Linked DNA regions of Mus musculus: region 2 is linked to region 1. A link is a loop called in an ENCODE intact Hi-C map of the cell type or tissue named here. Cell type or tissue: left cerebral cortex. All regions are shown on one strand. Each heading gives the region's core, and the rest is flanking DNA. Links, peaks and the distances in the headings are about the cores only.

Region 1 (10,350 bases), core at 786-8,785:
TATTAGCTCAAATATTTTAACAACCTCAAATAAATAATTAACAGTGGACAAATCTCTTAAACATGAAATGAATTGGTGACACACTTAGTGGTTATCTTGAATATATCATGTTTATCAGCTAATGCAATACTTACAACTGCATGAAAGTGATTAGCATTATTCCTCTTTAAAATATTAGGAAGTGAGTACAGAATGTAAAGTAACTTGGATGGGTAGATAGTTTATGAATAAATAATGGGAGTCATGATTCACACAGTGGTTAAAGTAGTTACTTTTCTAAGAAAGGGTTTATTTGGGCTTATGGTTGCAGCGGGGTAAGAGTCTGTGATGGATGATTGGAGCAATGGCCACTGGAGCAGGAAGTTGAGGGCTTGCATCTCCAAACTGTAATGAGGAAGCATAGAGAGTGAACTGGGAATGGCATGTCGCTTTTGAAATCTTAGTGCCCTCCCTCAATGACATCCTTCAGCAAGGCCACACCCCATTAAGCTTCTCAAACACTGCCACCAACTGGGAACTGAGTATTCAAATCCCCAAGACTATGGGGCATCACATTCAAGACACTACATAGGCTCCCTGACCCCCGTAGGCTCATGTCCAAACCATAATGCAAATACATTTAGTTCCACTCCCAACGGCCCCATATTCTTCCAGGCTCAACACTGTTAAGTCCTAAGTCTCTTCTGAGACTCCAGGAAATCTCTTAATTATAACCACCTATAAAATAAAAAGGTATATTCCATACCTTCAACGCGAATTGGCTTAGAATTTAGGTAGAAGGGAGAAATGGGGACACAGTAAGGAAATACTGAACCGAAGCAAGAAGAGGACTCAGCAGAGTGAATGTCAAATCCTGTAGCTCCATGGCCAGTGTCAAAGGGCTTAAATCATCTGCTTCTCCAGCTTTTCTACTTACACTATACATCTATCTTTGGAATAGTTCCACTTGTTGTGTGCAGCTCTCCTTGTCAGACATCCCACAACTCTGGCATCTCCAGCATCATTGGGGCTCCAGTGCAATCTAGGCTTTACTTCCAAAGCTTAACAAATAGTGTCTCAAGGTCTTCACATAGAGACTCTCCACCATACACTCCCCATCTCAGGGGCACTCTGAAACTTCCCACGGGGGTGGGGGGTAATCCATGATTCTTTATTCTCCCATCCTCCAGAATCTTAAAGCTAGCACCTGGTAGACAACACTGCCAAGTTCAATTGCCAGTTAGGGATGAATTTTGGACCCCTGGATGGCATTGCAGCATCTTTTGCTTGTTGATGTTAGACAGGAGCAGGAAACACCTTATGCTCTTTTACACATTGGAAGCTTAGCTAGGAAGGGATCATATCTCTCCATGTAGCCCTGGCTGTCCTGGAACTCACTCTGTAGATCAGGCTGGCCTTAAACTCACAGAGATCCTTCTCCCTCTGTCTCCCAGGTGCTGGGATTAAAAGCATGCTGCTCTCTTCTTAATCAGGCCTACTTCGTCATCTCCAGCTGACTCCTGCCAATTACCCCAGCAAAGCAAAAGTTTCACTGTAGTGGAGCTGGACTCATGTTCATCACAGCTGTGTCTTCAGCCCTGAAGACCAGAATCTCTTGTAACACATGAGTTTAAGATGGCTAACCTCAGTTGACAACTTGACTTGAGAGTCCTGAGTTAGCCAGAGCTAGGCTGACTCCGGGACAGACTACAAACTGGCAGTTTGGGAGAGTAGGCCTAGGTTTTTGTTTCTCAGAACTGGACAAGTCCAAAGCAAGTCAATTCCATATAAAATCACCCCTCATGGGCAGCCAGTCAGAAAGCTGCCCCACTACCTAGCTTGAGCCAAGTATAGTATAGTATAGTATAGTATAGTATAGTATAGTATAGTATAGTATAGTATAGTATAGTATATAGTATATAGTATATAGTATATAGTATATAATATAGTATAGAGCCAGCATAAGTTCGCAGAATCTCCCAGACACTTAACCAATGACAAAGACACTCATACCCCTAGAGATAGAGCCAATCAATCAAGGGAAAGAAGTTAAGAGTCATCCTCTCCTACCTTAATAGGATTTACATTTGACACTGCAAAGCCCTTACTTTTGTCTTCCATCCTGATGTATGGTGGAACCCTGCATGCAGGTTCTTTGCAGAATAAACACTCTTTCCTGTTGCACACTATTTGAGTCTGGAGTATCATTCTTCACAAATCAAAGACTCTTACATTCTATATGTAGAATCAACTAAAACCAAAGCTCCCGGACACTCCTGCGGGATTATCTTAATCAGATCATTTGAAGAAGGAAGACTCATCCTAAATCTCATCCATACCTCCTGGGGGCAGCCCACATAAAAAGACATGGAGGAGAGAAACTGTTTTTTGTCTTCACCTTCTCCATCAATAGCAGGTTGGTCTATCCTGTTGCTGCCAGTATTGAATCCAACTTCTTGAGGATTCCAACACAGAGTGAAAAACAGCAGCTCTCCAGGAGCCTTCCAGGACTCCCAACACCAGACAGGAATACAGAGACTGCAGTCTCATGGACTGAGGAACAACAGAATTCTTGCCCCTTCCACTGTGAGGCAGCTGTCCTTGGACTATTTTGGTGTTTTAAATAGGTATGCCCACAGAGACCTAATCAATGCTTGGTCCATAGGGAGTGACACTATTAGGAAGTATGACCTAGTTGGAGGAAGTGTGTCATTGTTGGCATCTCCTATGCTCAAGCTATGCCCAGTGTGGCACATAATCTCCTTGGTGCCTGCAGATCAAGATGTAGAACTCTCAACTCCTTCTCTAGCACCATGTCTGCCCAAGTGCCACCATTTTTCCTGTCCATTGTGATAACAGACTAAACTTCTGAAACTGTAAACCAGCCCCAATAAATCTTTTCCTTCATAAGAGTTGCCATGGTCACAGTGTCTCTTCACAGCAATAAAAACCTAACTAAGATAATTATTCATACCACATCTTTTAAGCCAGCCTGATACATCTCTTATTATATATTCATTCTATCAAAACTGCTCTTTTAGAAACTCTAATACACAGTGAGGACCAGCTCTAGAATTTTATTATTCCCTTTGCTTTATTGATATTGTTGTTGCTGGTTTGATTTGCCTTGTTTTCTTTCTGCTTTTGACATGGTCTTGCTATGTAGCCTTGGCTGGCTTGAAACTCACTCTGTATACCAGGCTAGCCTCAAACTCTTAGAGAGCTATCTGCCTCTGCTTCCCAAGTACTAGTATTAAAAGCTCACTACGTAGCCTTGGCTGGCTGAGAACTGACTATATAGATCAGGCTGGCCTTGAACACTTGAACACAGGTCTGCCTCTTAAATTATGGGATTAAAGTGCCTAGCCCAGGATTTTTATTTTGTTTACACCCTGTGGGGGTTTGAATAAAAATGGCCCACATAGACTCACAGGAATTAGGAGGTGTGGCTTTGTTGAGGTAGACTTGGTGCAGTGGAAGGAAGTGTGTCACTGAGGTGGGCTTCTCAGATGCCCACGCCTGGCCAGTGTTTGAACGTCTTCTCCTGCTGTCTGTGGATCTAGATATAGAATTCTCAACTCCTTCTCTAGCCCCCCTACTACTTAGATGCCATAAAACTCCCCACCATGAATTCCACCATCACAATAATGGAATAAACCTCTGTTGTAAGCCAATTAGATTGGCTGTTTGTTTGTTCATTTGTTTGTTTGTTTGAATATAACAATTGCTGTAGTCATGGTGTCACTTTATAGCAGGAGAAACGCTAACAAAGTCATACTATCTCTAGGAAAAGGCTGAAAGCTCAATCACCCTAAAATTATAATAAAGAAGCAGAGCTTACTGCCCCAGGCATTTGATGCCAGCCCCTAGGAAGCAGAGCCAGGCAGATCTCTGTGAGTTCAAGACCAGCCTGGTCTACATAGTAAGTTCCAGGCCAGCCAGGGCTACATAGTGAGACCTTGTCCCTGTTTAAAAAATAAACAAAATTCTTGGAGAAGCCAGGCCTGGTTTACAAAATACTTTGAAATATAAAGATGATGTTGTTTTAGGAAGAGCTTTCCAATCACATTAGCATGCTCTTTAACACTTACCTTTTGGTAACACTGAAAATCAAAGACTAAGGAAACAGTATAATTGAGGCCAGTGCTCTAAACTCGTTACAGATTTCACATTCCAACCCTGAAAGTATCATAAATACAACTTGCTTCTTTTTTTTTTAATTTTTTAATTAATTAATTAATTTATTTATTTTCGGAGACAGGGTTTCTCTGTATAGCCCTGGCTGTCCTGGAACTCACTTTGTAGACCAGGCTGGCCTCGAACTCAGAAATCCACCTGCCTCTGCCTCCAGAGTGCTGGGATTAAAGGCATGTGCCACCACGCCAGGCAACTTGCTTCTTTTCTTTTTTCACCTTCCTCTCTCTCTCTCTCTCTCTCTCTCTCTCTCTCTCTCTCTCTTTCAAGACAGGGGCTCATTATGTAGCTCTGGATGTCTTGGAACACACAGTGCCAGTCTCAGCCTCCAAAATATTTGGAGTAAAGGCAGACACCACCATGTTGGGCCTCCAATTTACTTCTCACTGTCCTTACAACATATCATTTATAATCAGATAGTCTTCCATTCACTTGAATTTAAAATCTTGGAACTTAATAGATACTAAACATTTTGTCACTTTCCCCTCTTCTCCCAAACAGACTTTTGGTAAAGCTTCTGTCAAAAATCTGAAAGGGATCGCTACTTTTTTTATTATTTTCAGGCAAGGTATTATATAGTAAGCCTCTGCGGTAGTTTCATAGTATGTATCTTAGTGTTAAGCTTTTACACTGAAAAAAAAAAAAAAGAAAGAAAAGCTACGGTGTCTACTAAGAGCTACTTTTTATGGCTTTAGAAGATGAGTAGTGTTAGAATAAGAAGCATGCCTCGAAAACCTAGCTCTCAAAAGTGTCTCTAGTGTGACCTCCTATCCGAACGAACTACAATTCCCGTCATGCACTGCGGTCCAACTACAACTCATTTCCGTCCGCGCTGCCAGAGCATGCTGGACTTTGTAGTTCACTCGGACTCACATGTTCTTTTCTCGTGTTCTTTGTAAGGAATGACAGTGTTACTAGCTGGATTGCTTTGACTCAAGGTGTTACTATACCGCATTATCATTAATCGTATCACATACCTGCCAATTCACTACCAGTTTTTCACTAATTTCTCGCGCTACTTTCACCCGGGAAAGGGAACTGACGCTCTTCCGGTATGATGGCGGCGCGGTGGAGCTTTAGGTAATTACGGAACTCTGAAGACTCGGGATAGACTAGGAGCCAGAGTGGGGGCGGCGGGTTGCTAGGTCGCGTGGAGAGGGCAGGGACTTGCGAGTGGGCGCTTGCCCGGTGGGCCTTGCTTTCCTCATGTGGCTGCGCCGTCTCCACCGGCGGCCCGCGAGGTGCCGTGTGAGCCGGCTGGGCCTAGCGCCGGCGGCGGGGCGTGCGTGTCTGGGCCTTGGTCTGGGTTGTCGGTGAACACCTCTCCTGGGAGCACCCTGGGTCGCGTCCCCAGTCGGCGTCCCGGGGCTGGCATTAATAAATTCTGGTAACGCGTTTGCCTCATTCCAGCTTATCCCAGTAGCCAATTCTATTACATTTTCATTTATGGATCGTTTTCATTGACTTGACTGAACCCCTGTCATGTTTAGCCCTAGTGATCCATGTTTCGCATCTTCTGTGTTTAGGTCGCATACGTAGTTAACCTTAACTCTAAAAGCCTCTACTATTTGCAACTTCCAAACATGGGTTTGCAGTTCCTGCCCCTAGCGAGCTGCAGGCCCTACAGTACAAACAGCACTGTGCCAGCTGTTTGACCTGCTCTAAATGCAAGACTTTTTTGATACATTGTAGCCACTTAACTCGCCCCCCCGCCCCCCGGAAGAATAATTTGGGGAAAGGTATTAATAGAAACAGTAACTGAGCCCCGGCAAGCCGTTGGTGAGTTTGCCCAGTGGTTAAAAGCACTCTTTCAGAGGGATCTAGGTTCGATCCAAGCACCCACAAGATGGATCACAACAAATTATAATATCAGATTCAGGGGACTGGATACCTGCTTGCTGATAGCCACTTGCACCAGCAACTTGAACTGTCCCTATATGTATATGAAGGCAAAAAAGATCCATACATGTGAAAATGAGCTACCTTTTCTGTTAATTGTGCTCTGTATTTAAACTGCCTTTTGTTTATTTATTTTTCCTGTTCTCTGTGTAGTCTTGACTGTCTTGGAACTCACTCCTTAGAGCAGGCTGACCTCAAATTTAAAGAGTTCTGCCTGCCTCTGCTTTCTGAGTGCTGGGATTAAAGGTGTGGGCTAGCCGGGTTTAGACTGGTTATTTTAGTTGAGTCCTACCTTGTTCATGACTGGCCCAGTCAGACTCAGTCTGGAAATAGACCAGTTCCAGAAAGAAGTGATTATCGGTAATACAGCAGATTGGAACTAATGTCTTTGAGGGTTTTTCTGTCAGATTTCCCTTGTTTTCTCTGTAAGTCTGAAATTACTGCAGGAACTCTAGCCAGCTTGAATGTGGTGGACAAGGCTCTCCTTCCCAAGTCCCCGTGTCTTGTTAAAAACCGTTAGATCACATTCCTCAAGCTAGCCCCCAAGATCTGTTCCCTGATCTAACCTGCAGAGATCCAGCTATCAAAGCATTGAAGTCCAACAATCCAAAACCTCTCTGGGGTCAACTAATTGACATGCCCAATTTAAATTAAATACCTCAGCCTAACCCCTCTACCCGCTACGCTAATATTTTCCTATATGTATGTCTTCTCTCTATCCAGAGACAGTCCTTTGTTCCCTTGGGACAAATACCCCTTTACCCTCTCCCTTGTTCCCTTCCCCTTCTCCCTCATCCTAGTGTCCTGTCTTTGTCTCCTGTTTCTTGCCCTTTGTCCTTCTGGGGCAAATAAGTCTCCTTTGTGCAGAGAACACGCTCTTGGAGTGTCTTGAGCCAACTTTGAGGTTCCCTACAATTACGAGCAAGGGAGGCCGATGGAGCACTAAGGATTTCAGAAAACTCTCAGGCTTGTTAACACTTTTTCTTACACCTCCCAAGTAAACATGGGAGAAGACAGTTGAATGCTTACCTCAGCACAAACTTTGAAGACATTTTTTAAAATGTTTTTTTTAAAAAGATAGCACACATGGGCAGGGGAGTGGATTCAAACAAGCCTTTGCCTATCGTGCCATGTTAGTAAATGCCAGTGAACAGAAAGGAAAGAAAGTGTGGGGCATCCTTTTTTAGGAAAAGCTTCAATGATTAAAGAATTGATAACTTAGTAAGCGAGACCCAGAATTAACTGTTTTTAATCTATCTTTGAGCCTAACTCAGTAGTGGCTTAAGCCAGGCAAAGTTCAATACTTCCTCCTTGAAAATTTATCCTGTGGGTGCTCTGAATCACTTTACAAGGGGAGGCTCTTTCTAGATCAGAGCTTCTGTGATGGGTGGTCGAGCTTGGTGTCTAGAGGCTACATGGTAATATTTCCTTTACACCAGAATATGCTCAGAAGAAAAAAGTATACAAACATAACTTCTAATGATATGAAAGGTCATTTCTAACCAATCTGTGCAAGTTAGCAGATTTTGTTGACAAAGCTGGGGACCAGATTTGACTTGTGGAGTGCAGACACAAAGTATGAAGTGAAGATGAAGGCCTATGCTACATTCGGGTCCAGTTACCTCTTGGGCACACAGCATCTACTAGTGCTGCCTTGATGCAGATAATGACAGACAGCTTGGTGGCCCCAAGAATAAGGGGTAGAGGAATATTCTTTATGTGATGTCAAAATAACTTGACTCCTCTTCGGATCTAAGATAATCTAAAGTTACCTTCCTGTAGTGGCTATTCCTGGTTGTCAACTTGACAATATTTGGAATGAACTACAATCCGGAATTGGAAGGCTCACCAGTGACCCTTATCTGGAGGCTTGGAGATCCTTATCTGGATCTTGGTTTGAAGATCTTGAGCCATAGTGGCTATGGATTCCAGAAGATTGAATCTCCGAGTTAAGGAACACACCTTTAATCTGGGCTATGCCTTTCATCTGGGATTAAAGGTGTGGTGGAACACACCTTTAGGATTAAAGGTGTGGTGGAACACACCTTTAATCTGGGCTACACCTTTTGCTGGAGACAATATAAGGACATTGGAAGAAGGGAGTCTAGCTCTTGCTCTTGCTCCTTCGCCTGCTTGCTGCGTGAGACTGAGTAACTGCTAGATCCTTGGACTTCCATTCACAGCTGCGACTGAACCATTGTTGGGAATTGGGCTGCCGACTGTAAGTCATCAATAAATTCCTTTACTATTTAGAAATTATCCATAAGTTCTGTGACTCTAGAGAACCCTGACTAATACACTTCCCCTTACAAAACTTTTAGATTTTGAACATGTTATGTATCTGGTACTATCTTAGCTTTGTGTGTGTGTCTGTGTGTGTGTGTTTATGTCAGTGATTGAAAATTTCAGAGATTTGCTGTATCCATAGAAGGCCTTTCATGATTTAGCTTCGTGAGTCTCTTAGGGTCCACATCATTTATGTTCATTTTCTACGTGCTTCCTTTACGGGAATGACTTGAAGTCATCATTCATTTGTTTGTTAGTTTTAAATGTCTTTGAGCCTGTATGTATGTGGGCCCCTGTCCCTTTTCGTTCTGTATGGATAGAATTCCTACTTATCCTTTAGGACTTGGCATTGGTACCTCCTGTTTTTTGTACACCTAGCAATAGTGTGTTTGTAGCATAGCTACAACATCTAGACATTCCTCTACCTAAAGGTTAAGAACATTCACCTTTTGATGTCTTGTGTGTCGTGTAATGTAAATATTACCTTCCTATCCACAGCTGCTGTTTTTATCAGAAAGACTGTATGGTATAGCCTCATCATTTTGAGGTCCTGTATTTTGTATTTTCTCAGTTGTTACAGTCTCAAAGAGACTCTTCTGCACAAATAAGCTTGAACAAATGAAGAAATATTGGGTTTATGATTAGAAGCACTAAAGTGTTTCGTTGAAAGGCACGAATTGTGGTGAGGATGATGGTCTTTTTAAATTAATGTTTTCTTTGGTCTTTGTTATCATGAAAATGGGTAGAAACCTGCGTTTAAATCAGTAGATCAAGAGAAACTATAATGACACTATTTGCTCGATGAATGAGGCACCAGGCTACTGAATAAAATTAAGCCCCACTCCCAGGCACCAAACCCATGAGCCAAGGCTATATAGGAAAGTAAGCTAAGAGACAGAGATAGGATCTAAGTTCCATGACTCAGGAGAGTGGCAGGGAGGAGGCTCCTTAGGCTTTGTTCTGTTCAGTAGCAGAAGTACTGCTATTGAAGAAATTATTTTCTGTTAAAAATATATTGTAAAGTGAAACATTGTAGAAACAGATCTAGAGACAAAGGTTTCTGTTTTAGAAATGTCTAAGGACATTTGGAAAGTAGGGGATAATCCTAAATATGTTCTAATGGAATCTATGTTTAATTTCAAAGCCTGGTTACCCCACGGGCAGCTTCACAGATACTTAAAAGGATCCTTTTGCTCCTCATAAGTGGAGTGCCAAGTTTAGTATGCAAAGGGAACTTATATTTCAGAGATTGTTACAGATGGTGCTAAAAGTCTGAGAAATCTTATCAAACCCTCTGGCTCTGGAATGAAGCTAACGTTCTATTAGGGAATCTTCTCTAAACAGAAACTCCCACCAGCCTCTTGTATACAGAGGCAGAGAATGGGAAAACGGCAAATCTGGCTGGGCAGTGGTGGCGCACACCCTTAATCCCAGCACTTGGGAGGCAGAGGAAGACGGATTTCTGAGTTTGAGGCCAGCCTGGTCTACAGAGTGAGTTCCAGGACAGCCAGGGCTACACAGAGAAACCCTGTCTCGAAAAACAAACAAACAAAACCCCAGCAAATTTGTTTCTTCTATTAAGAAAAAGAATAAAATTAAGACTTGATGACTGACAGGGAGTAAAGAAAAAAATGAATTGCCACTTTGGAACATTTACAGGAGACAAGCTAGAGGAAAAGCTGGCTTCAAATGGAGAGAAGGAAATAAGGCCAGTTTGCACTGCCTTCTTTTGGAGGCCATCAGGGTCCATATGGGGGCTTCCTCTCTGACTGGAGCTCCATAAAGAAGCATGGGCTAGACTGGAATGACAGCCGACACTGTAGAAAAGAAGGTGCTCTTCAGAGAATATAGCAAGATGAAAGTCATCCATAGTCATTTGTTCTTATGACTTGCATGTGTCAAAAGCTTCCAGTGTCATGTTATAGTAATGAACAGAACGAAGAATCCATGAGCAAAGTATAACTTAAAAGGCAAGAGCAGGAGGCAGAGGAA
Region 2 (10,350 bases), core at 1,622-9,621, 76 kb before region 1:
ATACAAACTGTCCCTTACCATTCAATGCTGCCAAAAAGAAAAAAAAGGCCAGTCCACACATGAAATATGCTCCCATCATAGGAATGCAAATTTAAGCCACAGTAAGGCACCAATACACACTACTAGAACCATGCCCTCTAGCCTATACCATATATAAAAATCCAATCGATATGGTTCACATACATAGACATAAGAACTGAAATAGCAAACATTCTAAACCAAATATTGTATGTCCTCCACAATTTTGGAAAGGTTTAAAAATTGATAATTGAAAATATGATCCATAAAACAAAAGAATATTTCAAAATAGAAGATATGTTCATCGATGGATGATTTAATAGAATGAATAGAATAACCCATTAGATTCCTAGAAAATATTTGAGACACATGAGACAAACAATACAATATACAAACTTATGAAACATGATCACCTAAGGAAGACTTTGCAAAGGCCAAGTAGTTGCTTGGGGGAACATAGATGAAGCCACTGTAAGAGAACATTTCATACTCACTAGACAGCTATGAATAAAATAACTAGCATCACCAAGGGCTGTTGGAAATATAGAGTGTCTAGAACTGGTCACCATCCCTGAGAGCTGTGTAAAACTGTCCAATGAGAAAGGGGCTTCAGAGAAAGAAAGCTTATGCACATAAATATGCATATTACCAATGGTGACCTGGCATGAGCAGTGAATTGCTTGCTGCTCCAGGCCAGGAGGGACTTGAAGCAAAGGCCTAGGCCCAACAGAACAACCAAGGAGGGAGTAGAGGAGGGTAAATGAGAGGTGGGAGGGGAGACAGAGGCATAAATGGTATGTGTACAAGCACACTAAATGTATGGGGGATATGAAGAGACAGGAAAAGCCATAAATGGGCCCACCACAGAAGCAGGAAATGCATTGTAGACAGAGCTGACTTTGAAGAACAAACTTCTGTCTCGCAGAAGAGAATACTCAATTCTCACTTTCAGAAATGTGCGGTTTTTGGGGTTTTTTTTTTTTTTTTTTTTTTTGAAAAAGCCTTGAGCTGTAATTCACCTGGAGCACTACCCCCACACTCAAAGTCCCATTGAAAACCTGAAAGAATATCAGGTTAATCACTGAGAGGGGAGGGGAGGGGAGGGGAGGGGAGGGGAGGGGAGGGGAGGGGAGGGGAGGGGAGGAGAGGAGAGGAGAGGAGAGGAGAGGAGAGGAGAGGAGAGGAGAGGAGAGGAGAGGAGAGGAGAGGAGAGGAGAGGAGAGGAGAGGAGAGAGTACATGCAGGCGTTGAACACGGACGTTGCTTCTTGTTTCAAAATAAGAATAATAAAAAACAAACAAACAAACAACTCTGTGCTAAAGTTCAGGTCTGAATCTGTCCCGGGCATTAGACTAAGCCCCAGCACATCTCTGCCTGGAAGAGCAGGAACGCTGTCCACTGTGCTGGGGAGGAAGGCTGGAAACGGCTTATCAGATTACACACCATTACCCACAACACACTGCTCTCCTCTGATTCCTTTCAATCAGACCTTACATCTTTTGCCAAATATGCCTGCCTCTATAAATTAGCTTTGGAATACAACATCAATGAAATATTTTTGGTGCTCTTAATGCAGCCCTTGCTTGATTGTGAAATCCAAACTTGCCCACCATAGTCCAAACCACATAGACAAAAGTACACTGTGTTTTTATAATATAAACGATGAGTCCAAAATATGTGACCTTCCTATTAGGCTGCAAAAATTAAAGTGTATTATTGCTTTAAGTTGGAAAAATATGTTACAGCTTATATCGTTACTGATTCTAACTTATATTACATAATTACAAACAAAGTCTCCAGCTCAATGCCTCAGACTAGTCCAGAGGCTGAGTGCTATTGTAGGGTTGAGTATATGTATACGTAGGATTGTACTTGACAGGGAAGTAGAGTGGGGAAGGAAGTGGACAGCAGTCAGTGGTATTAACGGTAAGGAAATATTCTCAAGATTGCAGGACTGACTTAGTAGTCAAGTTGCCTGAGTTCAGAATCAAGAATTGTGAGGCAGTGGACCATGAGAGGAAACCTGGTAAGGTTGGAGCCCCTGAACTCAAACAGGCAGAAGGAGCTTCACCTGCTCCAAACACTAGGCCCCTGTCACGCAGTCATAGCCTCCCCAAACCCACCAAAGAGAATTGTGACTATCAGCCACATAGGGGCAGGGCCCCCAAACCCCGCCACATGTAGATGAGGCACCCTTAAGATCTCAGACAAAGTCAACAGGAAACACCACACCAGCTGTCAGACCCCAACCCATCCCAAAACTATATATATACAATCCTATCCAGAAGGAATAAAGATGTGTGAGAATTACTCCATCGCCTAAGAGCATCCGTCTGTCCTGTAAGAGCTGTAACACTTCCTGGGGAAAGAACGCTTTCGATGCTAGAAGCTCCCCTGCACCTCTGCTTACTAGCTGAGCCCTCTACCAGCTCCGGAGGCTCAGTGCAGCAGGACAGCAGCAGCACCAGAGCAGCTGCAGCAATTGCACTTCCCCCTCGCTGGAACTGCCTGGACCAGAAATCTCGGCAGAGAGTGTTGGGCGCACAGACCGGCAAGCAATCAGACAAATGCACTCTGCAGTCGCTGGTAAATGTTTGTTATCCTTGAGTCTCAATAGTCTCAGAAATATAAACGATAACACGGGTGATTTTTCTTTTCCATTTTAATGTTTTTAAGACAAAGTGAACATACGGTGTATGTGCTAGAATTGTGAATCTCTGCTATATCTTTCCAAGTTGGGTAAAATATAGATAAGATTGGAAAGGCCAATTTAATGTAATCGGATGCCTCAACATATATTTGAAAGCATCATGTTCATAAGTTAATAATTGTTCATTGGGTTCCTGTCAGGTGGCAAGCGCAGCACAGGACACTAAATTGTAAGGAAAAGTCTAAGTACAACCTGGAACAAAAAAGCAGAATGGGAAATGAAGAGATTGAAGGTTTGGGTGTTCAAACCTGCATCACATCACAGAGCAAGACAAGAAAAGCCTGCTCTTTAGGTTGGGGCTTATTGAAATAAGAACAATATTCATAACCTACTGTGATATGACCTTAGTGATACACAAAAGAATAACTTTCATTTTACTGAGTGTAATTACATATTTTATATCCAATAAGGTAAAAGATAATATGTAAATATAAAGGTGTGTGAATCTGTGTGTGTTTCATGCAGTAGCTATGCTTTTAGAGGTACTATTGTTTAAGCCAGAGCAGCATAAAGCAAGTAAGTTAAGTTCAATTCCAAGAACTCTTACATAGTAATGGCCACTAGCTGTGGAGACCAAAAATCATGGGGACAGCATTAAAGGGACTAAAGATGAGAAAATATAAAAGTAGATAAGCCTGAGGTATTTGGGCTGCCACATTCCCGAGTTTATGATTTCCTCTAAGATTGTATAATGTTTAAAGTCTTAGACTAGAGAAAAATAGATCATCTATAGAGTAGAGATTTCAGAAGTACCCATACTCATGATCAGTAAATACTGTATAAATGTATGAAATTTTCAAAATTAAAAAAATTATTCATAAAAGAATGATTAGCCTAGAAAGGAAAAGGCTCTGCCCTTTCCACAACGGAAGTGGTTCAGTTTAGTCAGTCTGTCACGAAGACCCTGGTTGGCCCTGCTGGGGAATAGTGTTAAATCAGCGACTCAGTGCTGATTCCTTCTGATGGAAACTTTCAATTAGCAGCCATAGTCAGGTCAGCCTCATGTGGTTGGGTCGAAGCCTAAGTCCCTTTGTGATTAGCTTCAATGGTCAACTTGACATGATCTAGAGTCTAGTTTCAGTGAGGAACCTTCTAGATCCGGTTGACCTGCAGACATGTCTTGGGAGGTGGGGGTATCTTGATTAATTTATGTGGAAGACCAAGCTCGTCACAGATGTCTCTGGGTTTGGGTCCTGGAGTATGTAAGAATGAATGGAGAGTAAGAACGGAATGCTAAGTATGCATGTGTGTATTAATTCTCAGCTTTCCTCTGACAGTGGAAGTTTCTGCTTCAAGTTCCTGTCTTGACTTTCCCACAATGATGGACTGCAATGTGGGATTGTAAGCCAAACAAACCCTTTCTCAAAACAAAATAAACAAATTTAAAAAAAAAATTATCCAGTCTATCCATCCATGGGCCTTGGAAGATGATTCTGTGGATAAAATGATTCCCTTGACAATGTGAGGGTCAGAGTTCAGATCTCCAGCCACCATGTAAATCCCAGGTGTGTGTGGCACTCCGTGGGCAAATCTAGTGCTGAGAAGGCAGAAATGAGCATCTCCCTGAGCAAACTGGCAAATTATATCAGCTATGGCAGTAAGCTTTGGTTCATTTGAGATGGCCTCAATAAATGAGGAAAAGAGCAGTCCATCTCAACATCAGCCTCCACACTCACATGTCCAAATATATCTGCATACCCACAGATGTGCAGACACATATTAGTGCAATATGTGTGTATATATATACATATATAATGTATATATGATGTATGCCATATGCATATATATATAATAATGATACAATATATGATGCAATGCCTCTACCTCCTGAGTGCTGAGATTAAAGACGTGTACACACACCACCATGCCTGGCTTCTAAATTATTTCTTAAACTCAAATGATTTCTGCAAACTATGAAATATATTTTAATAAGAAAATTCCATTAAATACACATATGGATATACACATATATACATATATTCATATATGCAAAAATACACATGTTCACATATGCATATATTCATAAAAGGGTTCATAAAAGGGTTGTACTGACGGTCAAGGTATACTGTGTGTAAAATAGCTAGTGTATTATCAGTGGGGAAAAGCAGAAAAGAATAAGTAGATCTCACATATTTTCTCAGAAAATAATATATTTGCTCATATGTATGCAAATATGTATAAATAGATAGAAAATTGACTGGAAAATATACACCACAGTAAAAGTTATTATTATGGGTGAGGAGAATGAGATTTGAGTAAAACTTACTTTTTATCTTTTTCCTATATTGTTTAATATTTTAATGCCGGGAGTTCATTCCAGTAAAACAAGCATACAAGAAATAAAATGCTTGAGTGATATAATACTATATCAATTTATCATTTCTGCATAATGTGTAGATGTAGTTCTCTCTGAATTATTCTTTATTTCTTTTTCCACGACAGGATTTCTTTGTGTAACAGCATGAGCTGTTCTGGAACTCACTCTGTAGACCAAGTTGGCCTTGAACCTTTGCCTCTGCCTCCTGAGTGCTGAGATTAAAGGCATACACCACCATGCCCAGCTTCTAACTTATTTTTTAAACTCAAATGATTTCTGCAAATATGCCCTTAGCTTGGCACTATTGCACCACACCTGCTGAGGGCACAAATTGTACACACCAAATGGCGTGAACAATCTAATGTTGTTCCACTAGACAAAGAAATCTGTGTGGCATCTGGAGTTATCACACTGAAGATGTCTTCATTAGTTTGATTGATAAGTGACTTGGTAGCCCCAGTTCTGCAATGTGAGCATCTGTGTGCTCCCTGTGTCTTTCCAAATAGAAGCTCTTCACCCTAAAACCAGAAGCGCTGCGCTGTATTTAGACACACCCTTCTAATATTTAGATGTCTAATCAGGCCTTAGTCATTTGGTTAAGTTGGTTGTTTGGTTGGTTGGTTGATTGGCTGCGTTTGGTTTGGTTGGATTTTCAAGACAGAGTTTCTCTGTGTACCTTTGACTGCCCTAGAACTTGCTCTGTAGACCAGGCTGGCCTTGAACTCACAGAGATCCACGTGCCTCTGCCTCTCAAGTCCTGGGATTAGAGGTGTGTGCCACCATTGTGTCAGCTCAGGCTTTCTAATTATATTCATTTGGATCAGTTACTAAACTTTCCTAATGTTTTTTTTTTCTTTAAACTACAAAGAACAGCCACACTTTGCCTCAGTTGGTATGAAGAGCAAATAAGGTCACATGTGAAGACATTTTCTTTCATGTGAAAAGCACTCTATAAAATCAACTATTATGGATGGGATTTTTCCTGATGGAATTATGTGAGAATATTAAAGCAAAGACCCTAAGGAGATTTGCCAATATAAAGCTTTTTAAAAATGCAACATATATGTTATTCCCTGTATGGCTGTATAAAATAGTCATTCTGTCCCCTTTCCTATTGTTACTAATTAGCATGTAAACTACTGTATACACTCAGCATCATTTTGTGTCATTTTAAGCAAAATTCACTATATTTAAGGAAGATTCTGAATTTCCAAACTTTTCTTCACCTGATTGACTAGAATATAATATCATACCACAAGGGGTCAGTATTTCTTTTTGAAATTCCTCGGCCCTAAGCCCTCAATATGCTGGGATAAAGCGATGCGGCATCCCTTCTCAGGTCTAGATTCCAGGGACTTAGCATCCATGTCAAGACCAGCTCACAACCACTGGGGTGGGGGATCATGGCATTACACCTCTGAAAACACTCAAATAATTCCCCAAACAAGGTCACCGGGTAAAACGGCTGGAGGGATGTATTGTTGCCAACAGAATGGAAAAACAAAACAAAACAAAACAAAACAAATACATGGTTCTGGCTCTGGTTACCAAAGCTGTCTTGGTGTTATAAGCAGGTCAGAGAACACATTGCTGTTGTAACAACAGCAGCAATTAGTGGGTGTGAGAGAAACAAGACTAAGTGTTACTTCACCACCCTAATAGGGTCCATTTGGGAAATGTCAAGTAAAGAAAATCGTTGTCTCCTTGGAAACAGACAGCAGGAATCCTTTCCCAAGTGCTCCCCACTCCATGCTTACAGTACTGACTTATAGGAACTTCAGTTTAAAAGTACAGATGCAATAGATATATAACTCCATAGTTCTTTATATGATGGTGCTAATGACTTCTTATTCAGGGGTCAATTCAGAGGTCAGTAGGGATACCCGCTCTAAGGCTGAAAGAGTAAATACAGAAGACATAGCAGCAGCATGAGTCAAGCCTATCAATAACAGAAATGAGACAAAGCATAAGTCAGAGGGCAAAGTAGACTAACCTCCTTGGGGAAATGACATTCTCCCTTTGCCAAACACATTAAGTCACAGTTAGCTCATTATTTACACCTAGATAGGTTGTAGTCCTGAAACGCAATTAGATAAACAGCGAGGGCTGAGATGGAGCCAAAATTAAACTCCAAAAGACTAAGTCCAGAGCCAGGGCAACATCTGCAAGCAGGGTCCACTGCTCCCTGCAGGGCTAGGTCTAGACTACAATTCAAGATGCATGTTCAAATATTCCACAACTATTGCCCTAGGGCTGGGGAAACTGCATGGTTTGAGGGGGGAAGGGGGGTCTCAAGATCCTCTACACTCTAACCCAGCTTCTACCACCTCCAAAGGAAGGGAACTTGACTGAAAACTATGGAAGACTATTTCATTTTATAATCTAGGAAAACATTGAGAAAGCTCTATCAGTTTGATGCAAAGTCTATTTTTAGATACCTTCTATCCATGGCTGCTTGTTTCTCAAAGACATGCAGGAAACCACAGGTGTTTAAATTAATTTTTTTTTGTTCATGTGTTGGTTTGGATGGTTGAGACAGAGTCTTACTATGTAGCCATGGCTGTTCTGGAACTCACTGTGTAAGCCATGCTGACCTCAAACTTACAGAGATCTGGCATTAAATTCGGAGTTTTGCGTGGAGAGCTTTTGGGGGCCCACTTGGCAGGAAATTGACATTGGGCCAGGACAAGGAAATGGACTTCAGGCAGGAATTTGACATTGGGCCAGGACAGGGAAGTAAGATCAGGCAGGAATCTGATTTTAGCCTAGAACAAAGAAGTAGGCTTCAGGTAAGAATATGACTTTGGGTTATGACAGGAAAGTAGGCTCAGATAGCTTGATAAGTAAGCCCTTAGAAGCAATGATCGCTGGACTTTGTTTATTGTCTTGTTTGTTCCTTGACTATTTGTGTTTATTACCTTGCTTGTTCCTTAACCTAGAACTGAACTTATTACGATCATGTATCAAAATGGTATAAAAGCATACTAGGGAAAAATAAACCTGCTTCAGCCTCAGAACTGGTTAGGGTCAGTTCTAGCTGCTCCAATCTTTATTACATAGAGAAAGAAAAGGCTTCTACCCTTTTAATGCTAAGTGAATTAAACCCATGTTTGAAAGAAAAAAAGCTTTGTTTATTTTAATAAAACTAAACCTGCCTTGTCCTTATCATAGGACCTGTTCTGTCCCATGGTAAGGAGAAGCCTGCCTGCTCCTTCGGCTCTGTGACATCTTTTTTCCTCTTTCCCTCTGCATTCTGAACTTTGCTCTCTTAGTATTTTATGTTACCTATAATTTCTAAGTTATTCCACTCTGCATTTTCCTTCTAATCTAAAAAGTGTTCTGTCTTAAAACTTCTCCTCAGCTCAGTTCTTCTCACCTCCGCTCCCCTCATCTCAGTTCCTCAAATCTGACTCTTCTCTTTGTCCTCAGCCCTTAAACATCATTCAGAATGCGTGATCACATGTTAAAAAGTTCTTCAAAAGTTCACACAGAAAATCAAATCATAAATTGAAATAGAAGTTTACACCAGAGAATGTTTGCATGCATATCCATTAGGAGTAATTATCTGGCTAAACACCCATCACTTGTCTCAGCTCCACAGGTTCACTGAAGGTTTAAAACCATAACTAAGTTATAAGTGAAGTTTTTTTTTTTCCATTTTTTATTAGGTATTTAACTCATTTACATTTCCAATGCTATACCAAAAGTCCCCCATATCCACCCACCCCCACTCCCCTGCCCACCCACTCCCCCTTTTTGGCCCTGGTATTCCCCTGTACTGGGGCATATAAAGTTTGCAAGTCCAATGGGCCTCTCTTTCCAGTGATGGCCGACTAGGCCATCTTTTGATATATATGCAGCTAGAGTCAAGAGCTCCGGGGTACTGGTTAGCTCATAATGTTGTTCCACCTATAGGGTTGCAGATCCCTTTAGCTCCTTGGCTACTTTCTCTAGCTCCTCCATTGGGAGCCCTATGATCCATCCATTAGCTGACTGTGAGCATCCACTTCTGTGTTTGCTGGGCCCCGGCATAGTCTCACAAGAGACAGCTACATCTGCGTCCTTTCAATAAAATCTTGCTAGTGTATGCAATGGTGTCAGCGTTTGGATGCTGATTATGGGGTGGATCCCTGGCTATGGCAGTCTCTACATGGTCCATCCTTTCATCTCAGCTCCAAACTCCGTCTCTGTAACTCCTTCCATGGGTGTTTTGTTCCCAAATCTAAGGAGGGGCATAGTGTCCACACTTCAGTCTTCATTCTCCTTGAGTTTCATGTGTTTAGCAAATTATATCTTATATCTTGGGTATCCTAGGTTTGGGGCTAATATCCACTTATCAGTGAATACATATTGTGTGAGTTTCTTTGTGAATGTGTTACCTCACTCAGGATGATGCCCTCCAGGTCCATCCATTTGGCTAGGAATTTCATAAATTCATTCTTTTTAATAGCTGAGTAGTACTCCATTGTGTAGATGTACCACATTTTCTGTATCCATTCCTCTGTTGAGGGGCATCTAGGTTCTTTCCAGCTTCTGGCTATTATAAATAAGGCTGCTATGAACATAGTGGAGCATGTGTCCTTCTTACCTGTTGGGGCATCTTCTGGATATATGCCCAGGAGAGGTATTGCTGGATCCTCCGGTAGTACTATGTCCAGTTTTCTGAGGAACCGCCAGACTGATTTCCAGAGTGGTTGTACAAGCCTGCACTCCCACCAACAATGGAGGAGTGTTCCTCTTTCTCCACATCCTCGCCAGCATCTGCTGTCACCTGAATTTTTGATCTTAGCCATTCTGACTGGTGTGAGGTGGAATCTCAGGGTTGTTTTGATTTGCATTTCCCTGATGATTAAGGATGTTGAACATTTTTTCAAGTGCTTCTCTGCCATTCGGTATTCCTCAGGTGAGAATTCTTTGTTCAGTTCTGAGCCCCATTTTTTAATGGGGTTATTTGATTTTCTGAAGTCCACCTTCTTGAGTTCTTTATATATGTTGGATATTAGTCCCCTATCTGATTTAGGATAGGTAAAGATCCTTTCCCAATCTGTTGGTGGTCTTTTTGTCTTATTGACGGTGTCTTTTGCCTTGCAGAAACTTTGGAGTTTCATTAGGTCCCATTTGTCGATTCTCGATCTTACAGCACAAGCCATTGCTGTTCTGTTCAGGAATTTTTCCCCTGTGCCCATATCTTCAAGGCTTTTCCCCACTTTCTCCTCTATAAGTTTCAGTGTCTCTGGTTTTATGTGAAGTTCCTTGATCCACTTAGATTTGACCTTAGTACAAGGAGATAAGTATGGATCGATTC

The links. Hi-C counts contacts between places; a loop is a spot of excess contacts. Peaks named below come from ENCODE experiments on the same cell type or tissue, not always from the same donor. Only the 100,000 strongest peaks of a DNase experiment are listed, where the experiment ranks them.
Region 2: it touches region 1 in a loop (2.2-fold over the local background); 2 of 42 quality-filtered maps call a loop at or near these places.

The regions. Positions count from the first base shown.
Region 1 is chr2:77,941,053-77,951,402 of GRCm38, reverse strand. It overlaps Cwc22 (CWC22 spliceosome-associated protein), which reads left to right and starts at 5,047. Exons shown (of 20, transcript NM_001362658.1): 1 at 5,047-5,253. In left cerebral cortex, for the core only: no CTCF peak of the experiment used is centred there; a DNase peak (open chromatin) is centred at 5,009; H3K4me3 peaks cover 1,734 bases; H3K27ac peaks cover 859 bases.
Region 2 is chr2:78,018,110-78,028,459 of GRCm38, reverse strand. No RefSeq gene overlaps it. Among named protein-coding and RNA genes, the nearest start is that of 4930440I19Rik, 28 kb to the left of the region's middle. In left cerebral cortex, for the core only: a CTCF peak has its summit at 6,282 (motif pointing right); a DNase peak (open chromatin) is centred at 6,434.